2 separate regions of the Homo sapiens genome follow, and region 1 is linked to region 2. The links are chromatin contacts, found by Hi-C in ENCODE. All regions are on one chromosome and are shown on one strand. Each heading gives the region's core, a stretch centred on a gene start or an enhancer-like site at or near the end of the contact. The rest is flanking DNA. Distances are from core to core; before and after follow the strand shown.

Region 1 (3,068 bases), core at 195-2,694, 450 kb before region 2:
CCCATCTTCCCCTCTTTCCTTTATCCTGGTACAGGAACCAACTAGAAAGACTAGAACCTTAAGGAGTGGAAGGGAGAAGAAAGAAGACTTCCCTGGTTTTCAAGGTAGGTGTCTTATTTGGCTGCCCTATTGAGGAAGGAGCCAGGGAATGAAGACGAGAGAAGCTGGTAGTGGGCAAGAGTGGGAGGTTCCACAGTGGACCAGGGAGGCCAAGGAACAAAACTGGGGGACAGGGATATGTCCCTCACCAAAGATATAGACGACGCTCACAGTCCCACCAGCTCCAAGCAGCCCAGCAAGCCAGAGCGCAACTTTTTTGGCATAGCTGGGACCCTCTGAGCCCGGCTGCTGCTGTGGCCCTTGCGCCTTAGTGCTCCCGCGGCTCCCGATCTCTGCGGCCTGCGGTTGAGAAAGGGGAGGTCAGCCAAGAGAGAAGAGAGGTCAGGATGGTCCCCACCCTCCAGTCCAAGAAGAATCAAGTTCAGGAGCCAAGAGGCAGACACCCACAGAGCCCTGGACATCTGTGTCCCTGGAGTAGCAGTCAGGATGTGGGGCTGCTCAGAGGGTCAAAACCAGACTGTCCCGCACCAGGATGCCAGGAGTTTTAAAAGCTAACAGGCCAGGTGCACAGGATCCTGAAGGCAACAGGACTGGAGGGTCTGCAGCCCAGAAAAGCAAAGCACGGAGAATAAGGGATGGGAGGGCCTAAACACTGGGATGAGAGGGAACGGAGGGCACAAGTGGTGGGGGAAGGGGTACAGACAGAACCGGGAGTTACGACGTCCGGCTGCTTGGGGCTAAAAGTAGCAGAGTTATAGGGTAAGGGATAGGAGCGGAGGCGGGGAAGGGCAATCACTTGTCTGGGGCTTGGGGAACTAAGGCACAGAAGTGATAGACTTGGAGGTCAGAATGGCTGGGTCTCTGTCAACATGGAGGCAAGTCGAATTGGAAACCCAAACGTCTACCTCGCCACCACCAACGCCACAGAGAAAATAACTCCCACGGCCAGACTGGGACTCCAGCGTCCCAGGCCCCTCCTGCTCAAGTATCACCTGAGTGGTCACTGAAACGGGGAACGGTAACCCCCTCCTCCTCCGGCACCCACGTGGGTGGGAGGTGGGGTCTAAGGACACACCTGGATTCCCAGCCTCCAGCCTAGGGGAGCAACCACCCAGGAGGTTGGGAAGGGCCCCAAAACACAAGCGGCGTTTCATTCAGCACCCTGAGGTGAGGCGTCCCGGAACCCCCAAGGGGCGGCGATATGTCCGTAACTCCAGGGAAGGGACCCCACATTCAGAGGGCCACCCTCGTTCCGCTCACCTGATCTGGGGCCCGGCGGGGCGGCGTCGCCAACCTCGTGCACAGTCCCCGCGAGCCGAGCCGGAGCCCGCTTCGCAAGCGCGAGAACACCGCTGCCGAGGCCGCCATCTTGCGCTGACGCCACGCGGCCCCGCCCACTCGCTCCCTCTTCGCCCGCCCCGGGCCGGAGCTACAGCCAATGGAAACGCGGGGGAGGGGCGGGTGGACGGAAGCCCGAGAGAGACCAAAGGCATCGGGCGGATTGCCGCAGGCGCGTTTGCTTCTGACTAGTCTCCTGGCTGACCCTGGGGGCGACAACTGGGATTCAAAGTCATCTGGACCACGCCCCCTTGGGCCTTGCAGAGCGCCACCGCCCCTGCAAAGGACGCAGCGAAGGAAGGGATCACACTTATTGCCCAGAGATAAAGCTGAGGCCATAATGAAGGGAGTCAGTGGCTGCCTGATTTGTCCAAAAAAATAGTCACGAGTCAGGCCGCTTGTCTCACCGTGTAAGGCAATCGGCCCTCACCTCCCAATTGTCTGAAGGGATGGGTTGCCCCTCCACACCTGTGGGTGTTTCTCGTTAGGTGGAACGAGAGACTTTGGAAGAGAAAAAGACACAGAAACAAAGTATAGAGAAAGAAATAAAGGGGGCCCAGGGGACCAGCGTTCAGCATACGGAGGATCCCTCCAGCCTCTGAGTTCCCTTAGTATTTACTGATCATTCTTGGGTGTTTCTTGGAGAGGGGGATGCGTCAGGGTCATAGGATAATAGTGGAGAGAGGGTCAGCAGATAAACACGTGAACAACGGTTCATAGACAAGGTAAAGAATTAAATGCTGTACTTTAGATATGCATACATATAAACATCTCAGTGCCTTACAGAGCAGTATTGTTGCCCGCATGTTCCACCTCCAGCCCTAAGGCAGTTTTCCCCTATCTCAGTAGATGGAACATACAATCGGGTTTTATACCAAGACTTGCCCAGGGACGGGCAGGAGACAGATGCCTTCCTCTTGTCTCAACTGCGAAGAGGCGTTCCTTCCTGTTTTACTAATCCTCCTCAGCACAGACCCTTTACGGGTGTCGGGCTGGGGGACGGTCAGATCTTTCCCTTCCCATGAGGCCATATTTCAGACTATCACATGGGGAGAAACCTTGGACAATACCTGGCTTTCCTAGGCAGAGGTCCCTGCGGTCTTCCGCAGTGTTTGTGTCACTGGGTACTTGAGATTAGGGAGTGGTGATGACTCTTAAGGAGCATGCTGCCTTCAAGCATCTGTTTAACAAAGCACGTCCTGCACAGCCCTTAATCCATTTAACCCTGAGTTGACACAGCACATGTTTCAGAGAGCACGGGGTTGGTTATAGAGAACCCCGTCATCTATAACAGGGTATGGTTATAGATTAACAGCATCTCAAGGCAGAAGAATTTTTCTTAGTACAGAACAAAATGGAGTCTCCTATGTCTACTTCTTTCTACACAGACACAGTAACAATCTGATCTTTCTTTTCCCCACATTGTCAGAAATAGACATTGAGGCCCAGAAAACGACCTGAAAAGCCAGCCCTCGAAAACTCTTCTGGCCAGGCGCTGTGACTGACACCTATAATCCCAGTGCTTCGGGAGGCCGAGGCAGGAGGATCGCTTGAGGCCAGGAGTTTGAGACCACACTGGGTAACATAGCAAGACTGCAATCTCTATTTTTAAAATTAATAATAATAGGCCGGGCGCAGTGGCTCATGCCTGTAATCCCAGCACTTTGGGA
Region 2 (3,014 bases), core at 253-2,752:
TGCGCCTGTAATCCCAGCTACTCGGGAGGCTGAGGCAGGAGAATCGCTTGAACCCATGAGGCGGAGGTTGCAGTGAGACGAGATTGCATCACTGCCCTCCAGCCTGGGCGACAGAGCGAGACTCTGTCTCAAAAAAATAATAAAATGTTTTATTTGGGAAGCAAGAATTGACATTCGAGGCATCCACACAGACCAGGCGGTCTTCAGAACTTTCAAAGAACAAAGAGGTTAGAGGTTTTTATAAGAAACAGAAATGTTAGGTATTGTTTTGCAAGAAAGTTCATTGACACTAGCAACGTTCTGGGGAGCTGGCAAGTTCTGACTGGTAAGTGACAGCAGAGGGAAAAACTAGTCTTAGAGTCACGGCAGGTTTTTTCAGTACCAGTTAGACTGCTTCCAGGTTACAACAGGCAGTTTTAACAGCCAGGCTTGCAGAGAATCACTTTCTTGGAGCAATGGTATCTGCCCTAAGTGTTTTCCCCCCGGCCTCTCAACTTTGTTTTAGTTGGATATGACAAGAAGGATCCAATTCACATGATCAACTTTCACAATTTTTTTTTTCTGTTTGTTTTTTGAGACGGAGTCTCACTCACTCTTTTGCACAGGCTGGAGTGCAGTGGTGCAATCTCTGCTCACTGCAACCTCCCCCTCCCGGATTCAAGCAATTCTCCTGCCTAAGCCTCCAAATTAGCTGGGATTACAGGCGCGTGCTACCACGCCCAGCTAATTTTTGTATTTTTAGTAGAGACGGGGTTTCACCATGTTGGCCAGGCTGGTCTCGAACTTCTGACCTCAAGCGATCCGCCTGCCTTGGCCTCCCAAAGTGCTGGGATTACGGGCATGAGTCACCGCACCCAGCCACAATTGTATTTTTATTGGACAGAGCTGATCTAGAGGTTAAAATGAGGAATTCCGGAGCTAGGCTGGCTGGATTCAAATCCCTACTAGCTGGTGATCATAGACAAGCCACTTGGCCTCTGCTGGTCTCAGTTTTTTCACCTGTGAAGTAAAGGGCATAACAGCACCTACTTCATGGGGTTGCCACCCTGGCTGGCAGTAAAACCGTCCATAAAAGTTGGCTGGTGTTACTATTGGTTGCATTAATTTTTAGCAGCCGGAGCCTGTTTTCTCCTGTGAAATGAAGATAACCACGCCCGACCTTAAAGGTGATGGAAATTTTTTAACACGTTAACGGATACGAGGCCTCCCACTCAGAAGCCTGACCAAAATAACAATGGTTGCTCAGAGCCAGACGTCTCATTGCTACTAACGAATTAGGGACACTTCAAGGGGCCGGCTGGAGGGGACGGCTGTGAGCAGCAGGCCTTGGCTCCTGGCTGCACCTGGCCCCGTCGCGGGAAGCAGGTTGGGTTTGGAGAGCGGGAGGGAGCAGGCGGGAGGGGCTGGCGAGTAAGAAAGAGGATGCAGGGGTGGGTGAAGCTGGCTAGTAAGAGGGGAGGGGCCGGCGAGTAAAAAGGACGCAGAGGGGCGTGGGGAGCTTGCGGCACAGCTAGGGCATCCCGGCGAGGAGCGCCGCCAGGCCCCGGGGTAGGACTTGGGGTGCGGTGTCGGTGCGGCCGCCGAGGGGGGCTGATTGCATGCAATTCGGGGCATACACACAGACCGCGGGGTCTCCGGGATATCGGGGCTATCAAGGACGGGCTGGGGGATGGGGACTTGGGGACGGGGCCCAGGGATGGTGAAGACGGGGGTGCGGCTGGCAGAATCAGGGCAGGCAGAGGCTGCGCGCCGCGGAGGCTGCTGGTCCCTGACGCCTTGACCCTTCCTCTCCCGCAGCCACAGCCGGGCCTGGCGGGGGGACCATGGGCGCCTCGGTCTCCAGGGGCCGGGCCGCCCGGGTCCCCGCGCCGGAGCCGGAACCCGAAGAGGCGCTGGACCTGAGCCAACTACCCCCAGAGCTGCTTCTGGTGGTGCTGAGCCACGTCCCCCCGCGCACGCTGCTCGGGCGCTGCCGCCAAGTGTGCCGGGGCTGGCGAGCCCTGGTGGACGGCCAGGCCCTGTGGCTGCTGATCCTGGCCCGCGACCACGGCGCCACCGGCCGCGCGCTGCTGCACCTCGCCCGCAGCTGCCAGTCTCCCGCCCGTAACGCCAGGCCTTGCCCCCTGGGCCGCTTCTGCGCGCGCAGACCCATCGGACGCAACCTTATTCGCAACCCCTGCGGCCAAGGTGGGATCTCGGAAGAGGAAGTCCAGGATGCTGGGCCACAGTGGGAGCGGTAGCGGGGCCGGAGGGGCGGGGCCGCACTGGGACCGGTACTAGGGGCCGCAGGGGCAGGGCCGCAGTGGGACCGGTGGGAGGAGTCGGAGAGGCGGGGCAGCATTGGGAGCCGGTGTGAGGTGCCGGAGGGGCGGGGCAGCATTGGGAGCCGGTGGGAGGTGTCGGAGGGACGAGGCAGCATTGGCACGCAGGGTGCAGGGCTGACTGGGCAGGGCTTCACCGTTTGCCTGTGGGAGGGGTGGGAGTGGGGCAGTTCTGGGAGCCCGAGAGAGGGGTTGGAGGGGCAGGGCTTTGCTGCAAATCAGTGAGAAGGGCCAGAGGAGCGGGGCTTTGCCCTGAGCTGGTGGGAGGGGAAGGGGGCGGGGCCTCGGTGGGAAGGGTCAGGTGAGTGAGCTGCACTGTGAGCACGTGGGAGGGGCTAGGGGCGGGGTCTCACTAGGAACCAACAGGCGGGCGACTGGAACTTGGGCACAAGCCTTTTTTATTTCACAGAAGGCCTCCGAAAGTGGATGGTGCAACACGGTGGGGACGGCTGGGTGGTGGAGGAAAACAGGACAACCGTGCCTGGGGCCCCTTCTCAGACGTGCTTCGTGACTTCATTCAGGTGAATGCCCCTGCTATCCAAAGGTCCGGCCCCTTGTTGAGAAAGGCCTGCCTGTTCTCATTACCCTGTCTCCTGCATTCCCAGCTGGTGTTGCAAGAAGCAGGTCTTGGACCTAGAGGAGGAGGGTCTGTGGCCAGAACTGCTGGATAGTGGCAGGATTGAGATTTGTGTC

The links. Hi-C counts contacts between places; a loop is a spot of excess contacts on that map. Pooled maps may share reads with other maps.
Region 1: a pooled map shows a loop between it and region 2 (17-fold over the local background). The contact joins the promoter of TIMM50 here to the promoter of FBXO27 in region 2. A Hi-C loop is called at or near these places in 4 of 50 pooled maps.

What each region holds. Positions count from the first base shown.
Region 1 is chr19:39,479,214-39,482,281 of GRCh38, reverse strand. TIMM50 (translocase of inner mitochondrial membrane 50) reads right to left here and starts at 1,444. Exons shown (of 11, transcript NM_001001563.5): 1 at 1,321-1,444; 2 at 249-399. The coding sequence starts at 1,428. RefSeq lists enhancers at 992-1,041, 1,162-1,756.
Region 2 is chr19:39,031,037-39,034,050 of GRCh38, reverse strand. FBXO27 (F-box protein 27) reads left to right here and starts at 1,502. Exons shown (of 6, transcript NM_178820.5): 1 at 1,502-1,548; 2 at 1,798-2,187; 3 at 2,731-2,842; 4 at 2,927-3,014. The coding sequence starts at 1,824. RefSeq lists silencers at 1,724-1,793, 1,854-2,003, 2,204-2,283, 2,434-2,673, 2,523-2,705 and enhancers at 1,615-2,407, 2,814-2,923.